2 separate regions of the Homo sapiens genome follow, and region 2 is linked to region 1. The links are chromatin loops, found by intact Hi-C in ENCODE. Cell type or tissue: GM12878. All regions are shown on one strand. Links, peaks and the distances in the headings refer to the core of each region. The heading gives the core; the rest is flanking DNA.

Region 1 (7,781 bases), core at 992-5,991:
CTGGGATTAATTGGAAAGCTCCTTCTCAGTGCCCAGATGTGAGAGCACTGAAAAGCCCCTTGTCAGGAAGGAGTATATTATTTGACTGTTAAATGGTGTCACAAACACATGCTTCAACAAGGCAAGAGCTCTCTCTCATGCAATGTAAACACTCCCTATCACTGAGAGAGACAGTACATTATCAACATCAGCAGTTTATTGGGTATCAGCATTAGCCACTCAAGCTGAGCTTAACCGACAATTCTTGCAATTCCATATCTTGTCTGATTTTCCCTTTCTAGTTTGCTGTCTTCCCATTGTTCTTTTGCACAGCATGGGAGCTGCTTCTGTTTCTGTTTGTTGCCATAGGAATCGAGTTTCACAGGAGTATGCAAGTGCCCCTGACTCACCTGCTTCTGCAGAAAAGCTATGGGGTATCTGGTCCTTCCAAAGACACCAGGGCTCCAGGTAACCACTCCCTGGTATTAGGAAAAGTAAGCACATAAGATTTACATGGCAATTACATTTGTCAAGGTGCAGGCCATCCATGTTTTCCCTATCTTCCTGAAAACACATATTCCAGTGAGGTACACAGAAGAGGTTTTTGCCCTCCATGCAAAATGGGGTTGCTGTGTATCCCTCTAGAAAATCAAATGAGATAACATACACTTAGAATAGTATCTGGGGTGTAGTTAGTTATCACTCAATGACCATCATTGTTATTTCTGAAGAAAATCAGGTCACATTTTCTGCCACTAAACTTTCAGCCAGCGGTTTTCTTCTAGCTGGCTGAGATGCATTTTGCTGGACTGAGATTTCCATGGATCTGGTGCAAAATTCTAAAAGATGGGGACTGCTTGCCCTTCCTTGCTAGTTCTACTCCACATCATTTCTGCTACAGTGGAACCCACTTTGATTTGGCTTCTGAGTTGATTATTGGTACACAGGCCTTCCCTCTGATAGTTAAAAACATTTGACTGCTGCTTCTGCTTGGACACTGTTGCTATGCTTGGGATTTTTACCCCCAATGGATCTGACCATTCTAGCAAAGTGCAGCCAGTGACAATAAGTAGAACAGAAGGCAAGAGTGATGTATTTTAGAGTATAAATGGGGCCCAAGCCACAGATTTATCATACACGTGTGTCCCTTTTTGCATGTTTTTGGGTTTTTGTGTTATCTTAGTGTTACAAGATGACTGATTTCTTGTGTTCAAAGACTTTACATATGAAATGGGTCATTCCGATGACCCAGCCCAGAGACTCTAGTGATGAATTTGAGCAAGAATGGTCACTGATCTTCCTGAGACGGGCCCCCAAAGGTTAGGGTTTACATTAGACTTCCTGGAATTCTCTGAGAGCCCAGTAAGATTATCACTCATTATATGATCTAAGCCAATCGACAGCCCAAAGCTTCCCATCATCAAGGCCACCTTTATAAAGAACTCTCCTCACTGGGGACTACACATTTTGAAATATTTTGCTATATCAAACAGCATTTATTTATTTGAATAGCCTTCTTTACCACCTGCATTTATGAGGGAGTAATTAAATAAATTTTCCCTTTTAAAGAATTAATTGAAAGGATTGGGTAACTCCCAATTAGTTTCTTGTCAGCATGAGATGCCCTCAAGTTTCTGCAAAATAGAGGTGATACTAGTCATAACCTCAGGGTTGTTATGAGGAGTAAAGGAAGTGGAACAGTGGCTGGCATACAGAAAGTGTTCAGTCAGGGTTAGCTATCATGGCTGTGAAGGTGAGGTTAAAGGATTGATGGACCTGACAGAATCCTTAGCCCAAAGTCAAAGCACTTGTGACTTTGTCTGCCTGCCCGGTCTGAAAGGGAGCGTATGTAAATTCTCTGTCTGGTTGGGAGGATTATTGTTTGTTTCACATTGAGAAAAACTTGTGGACCTCTATTATGCCCTCTAGACCTCTAGGTGTCCAGGGAATGACCTAGGCTCCTTCTCAAGCCAGTCTTTTCAGGCTCTACAATTTGAGGTTAAAAATACAATTAGTATTTTTGTTCCCTAAGACACAGAAGACAACTGCCTTTAATTTGTTCTAAAGTGCTTTCTTTCAGTTTCAGGATGTGTACAAGGCATACTGGGAAGGAAGTTTTTCTTTCACTTTAGCAACCCAGGACTTAATGAGTAAAGCCAGCATGACCTATTTATAACTTGCAAAGGCGGCGGGGTAGTATGTAGGGTAATTAGAGACATAAGCTTTGAGTCATGCAGACGTGGCTTCTCTCCCTGACCCTGTCACTCACTGGCTCTGTGACTTTGGTCAAGTCCCTTTCACTCTCTGAGACTGTTTCGTCACCTACGAAGTGTAGGTTATATTAATACCTATCTCATACGAATGTACAACAGGTAGAGGACACACATAGAAGGGGGAGAGAGAGGTATCCGTGCCATCCTTGTTTTCTTTCTGCTCATTAGCATACCCAGGATCATTTCCCCTCTCAGCCTTTCCCATTCCAGGTTAACAAATCCAAACCTCTACAATGTGTCTAGTCAAAAGACAAAAGGTAGGATGGCATTTTGGTTAACATGAGTCTCATTTCATCTGAGAAAAGGAAGGTAAGCTGGGAACAGATTAAAGCAAACTAGCTATGAGACAGGCAGGCTGGTTGGTTCCCTGTTTTAATATGGTCTGGAGTAAAAGAATGCAAGTTCCTTACTCAAGCTGTAGCTTACCTAACTCTCAACCAATCAGTAATAAAAGACCCAAGAAGCTGTTAACCACAAATTCCTGCTTCGGGGGCTAGGGACTTCCCCAGGGCCCTGCATGTGCAGTTAGAGTTAAACTTCGAACTACAGTTACCCCTTCCTTATTTTAATGTTAAAAATCATGCCCAGAGGTGGAGATGTAAAATGCTAATTCTACATATGATGTATGAAAAAGCATGTTGAGCCAATGCACAAGCACTAGAAAAATCCCTCCTACTCCTATACATGCTCGAATGTAATACTTTCCTGTAGAAAACTCCTGTAAACCTAACTCACAGACTACCCTCGATAAGCAACCCATTTCTTTTCCCTTCTTGGTGCTGACTCCCCTGTGCACAAGCGGAATAAACTTTCCTTTGCTGCTATGTTTGGTTATCTCTTTTGGTTTCTATCCTGGGCAATCACAAGAATCCATGATGCTGGTAACATTTTGTGGCACCCCAGGTGAGGCTCTCCTTTTAGGTCCCAGGAGAGTGAGTGAGATTGCCCAGAGGATGGAGGTGTCTGACCAGACATGAACAAAAGCTGGCACTCTGGACCACTGTTTCAGTGTTAGCGCCTTGGTGAATCAGATCCAGACTCTGAGTGTGTCCCCGTTCCCTTTCATTCATCTTCTATCTTCCCTTTGCTTTCCTTTTTTTCCCTTCACCTTCTTCCTTTTCAGTCTGTTTTGACTCTTCAGGAGTCCTGGTGTTTAATTAATCAGCTCTTGGAACCCTGGTTTCAGTTTCTGTTTGGCCAATGGGAGTGATTCCTATTTACCCATCTGGTATTTTGTTTGGGTAGCTGGAGTGAATCTGGCTCAGCTTTCTGGTATTGAGCTGAAAAATTGTCCCCTGTTCGTGAGCTGGCTAAAAAGTAGTCAGCAACCTGGAGTTCCCTTTTGTCTCAGACTTTGAAATTTCTCAGTACTTTCCTCAATTTTTGTCTTCTTTATGGGGTCTGGAAACTGGAAATCTGTTTTGTCATTTGTCTAAGTGAAAATGTACTTCCTTTGATGGTCTTTGTTGCATGTGAGCCTGACCCTTCACAATTCCTGGGAGAAGGCCTTACTCACTAGACCAGATCACCACTTTACTTTTTTGGTTTGTCTAGTCCATCATGTTATCTCTTGATAGAGTCAGTGCCAATGAATGTAAATATACAGTAGGTTCTACTTAGAGCTGGTGCAAAATCTACAACCTATTAGATTTTGAGGGCTGTGGCCAGAAAATTTGAGAGCTAGAGTCTCTCAAGCTCCCTCAGTCAGCTCCCTTCCCTCTGTCCTCCTTGTCTTGCCTGGTTCTCACCAGGTTTCTGAGGGTCTGGGTTGGGTGGGAAGAAGAGGGGTTTGTCAGAGCCAAGGGTTCCATCCCTCACCAGGCTACTTAATCATAGGACACCAGGTCTACCACGGAAAACACTGCAGGCATACCAAAAGATTTCTCCCTAGGATGCATCCTGAGTAATTGAGATGAATTTGAATTGGATAATCTAAAGAAAAAGAAGCTGATGTTTCTCTGTAATGTTGCTTGGCTTTGGAATCCCCAGGGGGACAAAGAGACACAGCCTAGGAATGGGGTCTTTGAGTTATAACACTATTTACAATTGAAATTGTATTGCAGAAAATTTCTAATAAATGCATTGAGATCCCATATGTGCTGGCTTTTATAAAATTAAACCAGGATCCAAAACTCCGGGACTCCTGCAGAGTCTGTGTGGCATCTCTTAAACAGTTGAAAGAGGAGCCAATTTCTGCTTTAGACTTTGACCCTGTAGATGCTGTCTTCTCAACACCTCTCCAGGGGAAGGCAGGAGCAATGAGTCCTTCTGCCCTGGTGGGTCCTCCTTCCTCTCACTCTGAGCCTCCTCCATATTAGGCTGGGTCAGGAAGGACTTCCCCTTCCACTTCCCAACAACCTCCAATGCTATTCCCAATGGGGCTCTGATCAGGTTCCAAGCTTGCACCTTCCTTTACTTCTCCACCAGCTCAGAGATACTTTCCCCTCTGGGAGGTAACAGATGGCGCTGGAAGGACAGTTTGGATACATGTACCCTTTTCTTTTTTTAAAAAAAAATAGAAGTGGTACCTGACTTCAAACTATACTACAAGGCTACAGTAACCAAAACGGCATGATACTGTTACCAAAACAGAGACATAGATCAATGGAACAGAACAGAGCCCTCAGAAATAACGCTGCATGTCTACAACTATCTGATCTTTGACAAACCTGAGAAAAACAAGCAATGGGGAAAGGATTCCCTATTTAATAAATGGTGCTGGGAAAACTGGTTAGCCATATGTAGAAAGCTGAAACTGGATCCCTTCCTTACACCTTATACAAAAATTAATTCAAGATGGATTAAAGACTTAAACGTTAGACCTAAAACCATAAAAACCCTAGAAGAAAACTTAGGCATTACCATTCAGGACATAGGCGTGGGCAAGGACTTCATGTCTACAACACCAAAAGCAATGGCAACAAAAGACAAAATTGACAAATGGGATCTAATTCAACTAAAGAGCTTCTGCACGGCAAAAGAAACTACCATCAGAGTGAACAGGCAACCTACAAAATGGGAGAAAATTTTCGCAACCTACTCATCTGACAAAGGGCTAATATCCAGAATCTACAATGAACTCAAACAAATTTACAAGAAAAAAACAAACAACCCCATCAAAAAGTGGGCGAAGGACATGAACAGACACTTCTCAAAAGAAGACATTTATGCAGCCAAAAAACACATGAAAAAATGCTCACCATCCCTGGCCATCAGAGAAATGCAAATCAAAACCACAATGAGATACCATCTGACACCAGTTAGAATGGCAATCATTAAAAAGTCAGGAAACAACAGGTGCTGGAAAGGATGTGGAGAAATAGGAACACTTTTACACTGTTGGTGGGACTGTAAACTAGTTCAACCCTTGTAGAAGTCAGTGTGGTGATTCCTCAGGGATCTAGAACTAGAAATACCATTTGACCCAGCCATCCCATTACTGGGTATATACCCAAAGGACTATAAATCATGCTGCTATAAAGACACATGCACACGTATGTTTATTGCGGCACTATTCACAATAGCAAAGACTTGGAACCAACCCAAATGTCCAACAATGATAGACTGGATCAAGAAAATGTGGCACATATACACCATGGAATACTATGTAGCCATAAAAAATGATGAGTTCATGTCCTTTGTAGGGACATGGATGAAATTGGAAATCATCATTCTCAGTAAACTATCGCAAGAACAAAAAACCAAACACCACATATTCTCACTCATAGGTGGGAATTGAACAGTGAGAACACATGGACACAGGAAGGGGAACATCACTATCTGGGGACTGTTGTGGGGTGGGGGGAGGGGGGAGGGATAGCTTTAGGAGATATACCTAATGCTAAATGACGAGTTAATGGGTGCAGCACACCAGCACAGCACATGTATACATATGTAACTAACCTGCACATTGTGCACGTGTACCCTAAAACTTAAAGTATAATAATAATAAAATAAAATAAATAGATTTTAACTTTTATTATTATTGAGTTGAATGAGTTTTTTATACATTCTTAATACAATTCTTAGCAAGTTTATAATACACAAATATTTTCTACAGGTCTGTAGTGTGTCTTTTAATATCTTTTTTTTTTTTTTTTTTTTTTTTTTAGACAGAGTCTTGCTCTATCCCCCAGGCTAGAGTGCAGTGGCGCAATCTCAGCTCACTGCAAGCTCTGCCTCCCGGGTTCACACCATTCTCTTGCCTCAGCCTCCTGAGTAGCTGGGACTACAGGTGCCCGCCACCACGTCAGGTAATTTGTTTTGTATTTTTAGTAGAGACGGGGTTTCACCGTGTTAGCCAGGATGGTCTCAATCTCCTGACCTCGTGATCCGCCCACCTCAGTCTCCCAAAGGGCTGGGATTACAGGTGTGAGCCACTGCACCCAGCCTTTTTTTTTTTAACTTTTATTTTAGGTTTGGGGGTACATATGAAAGTTTGTTACATAGGTAAACACATGTCACGGGGCTTTGATATACATATCATTTCATCACTCAGGTATTAAGCCTAGTACACAATAGTTAATTGTTCCTTTCCTTTCCCTCCTCTCACCCTCCACTCTTTGACAGGCCCCAGGGCATGTTGTTCACATCTATGTGTCCATGTGTTTTCATCATTAAGCTCCCACTTATAAGTGAGAACATGTGGTATTTGGTTTTCTGTTCCTCTGTTTTTTTGCTAAGGATAATGGCCTCCAGCTCCATCTATGTCCCTACAGAGGATATGATCTCATTCCTTTTTCATGGCTGCATAGTATTCCAAGGTGTATATGCACCACATTTTCTTTATCCAAGCTGGTCATTGATGGGCATTTAAGTTGCTTCCATGTCTTTGCTATTGTGAATAGCACCGCAATGAACATACGCATGCATGTATCTTTATAATAGAACGATTTATATTCCTTTGGGTATATACTCAGTAATAGGATTGCTGGGTCAAATGGTATTTCTGCTTCTAGGTCTTTGTGGAATCACCACATTGTCTTCCACAATGGTTGAAATAATTTACACTCCCACCAACAATGTAAAAGTGTTCCTTATTCTTGGTAACCTTGCCAGTATCTGTTATTTTTTGACTTTTTAATAATCACCATTCTGACTGGCATGAGATGGTATTTCATTGTGGATTTGATTTGCATTTCTCTAATGATCAATAATGTTGAGCTTTCTTTCACATGTTTTTTGGCCACATGAATGTATTCTTTCGAGAAGTGTCTGTTCATGTCCTTTGTCCACTTTTTAATGGGGTTGTTTTTGTCTTGTAAATTTGTTTAAGTCCCTTATAGATGCTGCATATTAGACTTTTGTCACATGCATAGTTTGCAAATATTTTCTCCCACTCTCTAGGTTGTCTGTTCACTCTGTTGATAGTTTCTTTTGCTGTGCAGAAGTTCTTAAGTTTAATTAGATCCCACTTTTCAATTTTTGCTTTTGTCATGATTGCTTTTGGTGTCTTCATCATGAAATCTCTGCCCATGCCTATGTCCAGGATGGTATTACCTGGGCTGTCTTCCAAGTTTTTAGAGTTTT
Region 2 (7,781 bases), core at 1,226-6,225, 330 kb after region 1:
TTGGGGGGGGGTACCAAATTTCTTTATTTGCAGGAATGGTACAAATCAAAGAACTTAAGTGGATGTTTTGGTACAATTTATAGAAAAGGTAAAGGAAACCCCAACATGCATGCACTGCCTTGGTGACCAGGGAAGTCAACCCACGGCTATGGGGAAATTAGCCTGAGGCTTACCTTTCATTGTCACTGTCTCCCCGGGGTGTGCTTGTCGAAGAGATATTCCGCCAAGCCAGATTCGGGCGCTCCCATCTTGTGCAAGTTGGTCACGTGGTCACCCAATTCTTTGATGGCTTTCACCTGCTCATTCAGGTAATGTGTCTCAATGAAGTCACACAAATGGGGGTCATTTTTGTCAGTGGCCAGTTTGTGCAGTTCCAGTGGTGACTGATTCACATTTTTTTCCAAATGTAATGCACACTCCATCTCATTCAGCCCGCTCCCAGTCATCACAGTCTGGTTTCTTGATATCCTGAAGGAAGATTCGGCCACCTCATTGGTTCTGCAGCTTCATCAGTTCCTCAGCATGTTCCCTCTCCTCATGAGATTGGTGAAGAAAGTATTTGGCAAAGTTCTTCAAAGCCACATCATCGTGGTCAAAGTAGTAAGACATGGACAGGTAAACGTAGGAGGCGTAGAGCTCCAGGTTGATCTGGCGGTTGATGGCCGCCTCTGAGTCCTGGTGGTAGTTCTGGCGCACCTGCGAGGTGGACGCGGTCGTCAAGGCGGCGACTAAGGAGAGGCGGCGGCGGTGGCTGCGCGGCCCTGGAGCGGCGGCGGGGACCTTGGGGCAGTCCGAGGGCGCGGTGAAAAGGTGACGGAGGGCTGGCTATGGGTGGCCGGCCGGGGTGGGGGACGAGCGCCGGGTTCCGTCCAAGCACAGTTGAAGCAGGAAACCTCGACGACTCTCGGCGAAGAACGTCTCTGAAATTTACTTTTAAGCAGAGCTTAAACTTATCTTTTATTTGTGCAATTTGAATTTAATTTTTTATTTCTAAAAAATAATTTCCTCCAAAATTTGAGAGGCATAATTCTTTGGAATATCATTTTTCTATTTCATATATGTAAAATAAATCAGTGAAATAAATTATAAGCAAAATTGTTTTTAAAACATTGTCCAATATGTCAGTGTCACATATGTGATGCCGTATGATTAATTTCTTTGTAGCATTCTTACTTTGGAAGAAATATATAGAGCCAACATATTTTCCTTTTCCCCTTGGATACCAGAAAGCTCAGAGGTAAACTTTTTGCTATATTCTGTAGAGAAGTCATTCCATATTCCAGGTCCTGTTATCTCATTCCTTCTAAAGAGTTATCTCATTCGTTCTAAATAATTTGTCTTTTTTAGTTTATACATTTGTTTTTTATTGTTTCATTTCAGTCTATTAATATTGTAAACATCTTTGAATGTGGAAGGGATATAACTTATAAGTTAACCAGCTGGCTCTCTTTAGCTGTTGTCTATTCAAGATGAATGACAGAACTGATCATACTGCACAATTATATTTAGCACATGAAGGTCTCAAAGGATAGTGCCAACATACACTCCCTTTATATCATTATTTATTCAGACTACATTCTCATTTTTAAAAATCCAGACAACAGAAAAACATATGAAACACAAAACATAAGTTCCCTTGTACTACAATACTACTCCTTTCCCCACAACATAAATAAATCGCTTTAAGCAAATTTTTATATGATCTCCCATATCTTATTTTCTGAACATATAATAGCAAATGTATACTCCAAAATAGTATTCTGCTTTACATATAGCTCTGCAACTTGCTCTGTTTCTCCTACAGTTCAGCTTGGATATCTTTCCATGTCAATATATATGAATCTATGTCATTATTTTCAACAGTTACATACAATCTCAATATATGAATGTGTCATTATTTATTTCACCAGTTCTCTACTGAACGTAAGCTCTTTTAAGGAACAACATGGCACAACATGGTATTTCCATGGGGAATGCAGTAAAGAGAAGTTAAAAGTTTATTTCTAAAGACATGACCATCTTACTATTTAGTCTCTCACTTTCAGTCACATTACTAATTGCATGTAGCTCATGGTCCCTCAATAATGAATTTTTAATACTAATAAAATTGAGAGAGCAAAAATGGTAACAACTCAGTAAATGACATTTTAAGCCAACTACACGCTGCCAACACATTTTAAATGAGTATTTTATTTTCCCTTAGTTTACACTTTTAAAAAAATCCATTCCACCCAAATAGCCAGATCAAGTTGCTCAACAGGGATTTTATTTTACAATCAAGTCATCATGTAAGTTTCTAAGACAACTATCTGCCCAATGAATCGAAAGAAGAGCATTATGTGGCTTGGCTCTTACTGTGATCACCTAGCAGCTCACGTTGCAGTTTATAGAAACCTAGTCCTGATCCAAACCAAAACTCTTGGGGTGGCAGGGGTTGAAGGTGGGAACAAGAGGCAAGCTGACACTCACAGAAGACTAGAAGCTTCCCGCAATTACAAGCTTGGCTCATGTTGCCCTAAAAATATGAACTCTTTTCACAAATGTTTATAAAGAGAAAATTTTATATTGCAGGCATCTCCACTGACCAATAAGCTGTTTCTGTTTGGGGAGTAAAAAAATGAAATACAGGCAAACAACTGATTTTGTTTGGGGGAGAATTGTTTTATGTGACCACAAACATCTTGCTGGCTACAGTTTTAACTTGGTGTGTGTGTTTGGGGAAAGATGTTGGGGAAGAGGATGGCATAAGTGCTACATTCACACCCAGGTCTTCTGACTCCTATCCATCCACATCCACTAGTTCCTACATCAATCCATTTAACAAATAAGCACTGCCAGAGCACTTCACTAAACTCACTTTCAAAGCACATATTAAAGAGAAATGGCTTAAACTACTACCAGTTCTGATGTGATTAAGGCATTGATCTAGTGCCACTTTCTTGAACCCCTCAAGCTTCTAAGTTTGGGGAGCAATAATTGACCCCTTTGAGACATAGTAGAAACTGTAGATATTCTCATCATAAAAGGAGAATGCTCATACACATAACATTTTGGACACATTTCAGGAGTTTATGGACCAAATTTAACAAAATGGTATTTATTTCGATGAAAGCAATTCATAGAATGATACAACCAAACGGCATTTTGTCTTCATACCTTTGTATAACATTACATGTAAATGTATTCACAAAGCCAAAACAATCCTTTGTTGGATCTCTCATCCTGCTTTTCAAATCAGAAAATGTCACCTTATAAGAGGCCCCCAAGAAACCCATTCTGAGGGTGTTCCTCTACTGCCATCTTGTGGATTTTCGTTGAAAAAATAAAACGCTACAAGAGTTTTTTCTTCTAATTTTCAAGACCTGCATACCTCTCACCTATGTTTGCCAACTGTTAACATCTGGATACATCCACTCTATTTATCTAAATACACACCCATACCCACACATCCTTTTTTTCCAAATCATACAAAAGTAGGTTGCTTTCATCATGACACTTCACTGCAAAATATTTCAGGATGTATTTTCCAAGAATAAACTGATTCCTATAACCACAATACCAACACACCTAAGAAAGTCACCATGAATTCAATATCATCCAGCATCCAGTCTTCACTAAAATTCCTTCGATTATCCTCCAAAATATCCTTTATAGCTTCTGTTTTTCCAATCCAAGATCCACTCAAGATTCACTCAGAGCATTTGAGTGTCTCTTTAAAGAGTCCAGGTAGGATGTCCTCCATCATACCTCACATTCTAGAATTGCCTCTTTCCTCGCTATGATAGTTAGATCAAACATTTCCAGCAAGAACATCACATAAATGACGTTGTGTACCTTCCTCTTGATCATACTGAAGGCACATCATCAAGCAAAACCACTATTGGCATTGCCAAGCTTGACCACTTGGTTAAAGTGATGACCACCAGACTTTTCCATTGAGAAAGCACATTTTTTCTCTTTAAAAGTAGTCTGTAGAGTGATATTTTGAGACTTATTTTCAACATTTTACCCAGTCATATTAGCATCCTCTGATGATCCTTACCTGAGCCAATTATTACTTTGGGTGTTAAAAAGTATTGCTTTTCTAATTATTTTATTCCTTCTACATTTAGTAGCTGGCATTCTTCTGTTTTAAAAAAAACACACTGGGAATTCTTTTTTCTCCTCTCCTTTTATTTTACTTTGAATATTACCATGAATTTATGGATTTTTTTTTCTTAACTCAATGTACTATAAACTATTACCAAATTTTTTTTATGTTTAAATTATCCCAGACTTGGCCAGTGGGTGTCCCTTCAAGTTGCTTCCTGTGTCCTTATGAAATGTCCCCATCATTCTCTGATCACTTTCTTACTTTCTGGTTGTATTAATCCATTTTCATACTGATATGAAGAAATACCCGAGACTGGGTAATTTATAAAGAAAAAAGAGGTTTAATGGACTCAAGTGCCACATGGCTGGTGTGGCCTCACAATCATGGTGGAAGGCAAAGGAGGAGCAAAGGTATGTCTTACATGGCAGCAGGCAAGAGAGCATGTGCAGGAGAACCGCCCTTTATACAACCATCAGATCTTGTAAGTCTTATTCACTACCATGAGAACAGCAGGGAAAAAAAACCCTTCTCCATGATTCATTTGCCTCCCACTGGGTCCCTCTCACAACATGTGGGGATTATGGGAGCTACAATTCAAGATGAGATTTGGGTGGGGACATAGCCAAACCATATCACTGGTATAGCAAGATATCTATATCTAGGCTCACATTGTGCTTGTACTTTCACTGAAATCAGTAGTTTCTCCAAAGAAACCTGATTAGTTTAAGTAAGAAATGATGCATAGAAACAAATATCTTGGTGTTAGGTATGTATGCTACTACAGGGTCATTACTCCTATATCCAGTCAATCAATGAACAGAGATAGAAATACATACACACACACTCACACACACACACACACACACACACACGCATGCACGTATTTTAATCATGAGTTCAGAGGTCTTCTATGATTGAGTAGCTTGTAGTAGAGATGAATATTTTAACAAGAAAAAGTAGAAAAGGCAGGTTTTTATAAACATTTTTTGAGAAGAAATAAGAAGGCTACTAAGGTAGCCAGGACTTGAGAAACTAGATCCAGAAAGAAGGGAGCTCATTAAGGTGAGCTTACTTCATGGACACTTATTTTCCTCCTTGATGTTTTTGGCATGGAGAATGAGATAAAGAATTTAGCAGAGCAGTTTTAGGTCACCTCTTGGGGCTGGGGAGATTAAAAGTGTTCAGTGGACAATGCAGCTAGGTGTTGAGAGACCAAGCTCTCAGAGAGATAGAAGGGACAGAGAATAGAACCTAGCGCTTGGAACCAGTGTTCTTCTAGAGGCATTTACAGTTTAAACTGTGCAGAAAATTAGGGTAAGAAGCCAATCAGAAAGCATCAACAAAGTAGAGCAAGCAAGCAGGCTCACAATGTTCGAGGGTGAAAAATTGGAGTTCATGACCTTATAAGTAGGAGGAGTTCCAACAAACAACCCTGATTCTTAGTTGGAACTCCTAGAGAGCTACGCCCTAGAAGTGGGAGTAAACCAGAAGCAAACTGGGACATACAAAGACCGCAAATTAGCTTTCAGTTAGCAAAGCCCCAAGTTGAATTACATTTATCTAATTCTCTGCTGCCTGACAGAGGAAAAGGCAATATCCTCTGAAGGAAGATAACATGATCTGGAGTCTCTATATGTTTCATACACAATGTTGGGCATTCAGTCAAAACCATTTTTTATATGACAAAGAGTTGTATTCTTTTAAACTCTGAAGAAACAATAAGAGAAACATAAGCACTTTCATTTTTTAAAACAATCTTCTTTTCAGGTATTAAAGCTTTTCAGAGTTTAAATCAAAACTTCAATCTCATTCTGAATTCAAATCTTCTCTTCAATCTCAGTTTAGGCCTCATCTCTTGGGTCAGAAATAGGCAGGGAGGAGGAGGGTCTAATCCTTCACGTTCTTGATCTATTCAGTAAAAATTACTGACATACAAATAAATAGGAGCAAGAGAAAAAGAGAGAGGCTAGAAACAGAAACAGGTAATATTGGAGTTATCAGACCAAGACTTTAAAATAATTGTGATGAACAGGTTCCACAGAATTGGAATCTACAATAAAAAGCCAAATGGAAGTCTGGAACAGGAAATAAAATAGCTAAAATTAAGAGCTCAACAGATGGATTTAACAGCAGATTGGGCAAAGTTGAAAATGGAATTAGTGCACTAGATAGTATCTAGAATGAAGTGTAGAAGTAAAAAGCATTGATATTGCTGAAAAGGTTGTAAGATATATATATATATAATAGTGGGAAAGACTAATATAAGTGTAGTTGGGGGACCTAAGAAAAGAAGAGCAAGGGAGTTAGGGTAGAAGCAGCCTTAGAGAAAGTGGACAAATTCTTTAAGAAACACAACTCAATAAAATTGAAACAAAAATAAATAGTCCTAGATCTATGAAAGAACTGAAACCTGTTATTAAAAACCTCACCACAAAGTAAAACTCCAGGCTTAAATGGCTTCACTGACAAAGTGTTTCCAACACTTGGAGAGTAAATAACATTAATCTTACACGAATACTTCCAAAAAAAAAAAAAGAGAGAGAAAACATGGAACACTTCTCATCTTGTTTTATGAAGCCACCAAAACCAAAACTTGTAAAGGACATTCCAAGAAATAAAAATCACATTAATAATGTGTGTGTGTGTGTGTGTGTAAATCTAACTTAGTGATATTTAACAATGCTAATATATCACAACCACATGAAGCTTATGGAAAATTAATTCATTTAACTTATAATTTACTATATTAACAGGAAAAAAGGACAGAAAATCATATGATCACCTCACTAGATGCAGAAAAGATATTTAATAAAATTCTACTTTCAGTTGTGATTTGAAAAAAAAAAAAGAAAGCCTCTTAGCAAACTTAGAAGACAAGGGAACTTCCTCAATCTGAAAAAATAGCAGCTACAAAAATCCTACAGCAAACATCATAATTATTGTTAAATTATCTTAAAAATTTCCCCTGAGATCAGGAACAAGATAAGATATCTGTTAGCAACACTTCTATTTGATGTCATACTAGAGATCCTAATCAGCATAATAAGTCAAGGAAGAAAGGAGGGAAAGGTATAAGGATTAGAAGTGAAAAAAATCCAAAAGTATCTACAAAAGTTTTGAATTAATAGCTGTTTTAAGGAGGTTGGTATGAGTTCAAAATATAAAAATCAATTTCATTTATCTAGATCATGAGAGTAAGTACAAATTTTTAAAACTACAATATCTTCCAAAAATAGGCAAATACCTAGAAATAAATCTTTAAAAAGATGTGTAAGGTCTTTACACTAAAAACCATAAGATATTTCTGAGAAATTTTTTAAAAACCGATTTAAATATAGGAATATGCTTATGAACATGAATATACATGTTCATAGGCTGGAATCTTGATTTTGTTAATATATCATTTCCTCCCAACTTCATTTGTGGAGTCAATAAAATCTCTCCCCCAAAAAGTCACAAGGTTGTTGTGAAAATTAATAAGCTGATATTCAAATTTATATGAAACCTCAGTTGGAGGGGGAAGTAGAGCAAGATGGCTGAATAGAAGCCTCCCACAATTGTTCCCCACACAGGAATACAAAATTGAACAGCTATCTACACAAAAATACACCTTCACAAGAACCAAAAATTAAGAAATCACAGTACCTGGTTTTATTATAACATCATATTAAAGAAAGAGGCACTGAAG

What was found. Hi-C counts contacts between places; a loop is a spot of excess contacts. Peaks named below come from ENCODE experiments on the same cell type or tissue, not always from the same donor. Only the 100,000 strongest peaks of a DNase experiment are listed, where the experiment ranks them.
Region 2: a loop joins it to region 1, with 2.1 times the contacts of the local background. A loop is called at or near these places in 1 of 110 quality-filtered maps.

The regions. Positions count from the first base shown.
Region 1 is chrX:148,375,752-148,383,532 of GRCh38, reverse strand. No RefSeq gene overlaps it. Among named protein-coding and RNA genes, the nearest start is that of AFF2, 120 kb to the left of the region's middle. RefSeq lists an enhancer at 1,982-2,071. In GM12878, for the core only: a CTCF peak has its summit at 3,209 (motif pointing right); DNase peaks (open chromatin) are centred at 1,842, 2,162 and 2,682; H3K4me3 peaks cover 1,291 bases; H3K27ac peaks cover 990 bases.
Region 2 is chrX:148,045,151-148,052,931 of GRCh38, reverse strand. It overlaps the pseudogene FTH1P8. Among named protein-coding and RNA genes, the nearest start is that of FMR1NB, 68 kb to the right of the region's middle. In GM12878, for the core only: a CTCF peak has its summit at 3,301 (motif pointing left); no DNase peak of the experiment used is centred there.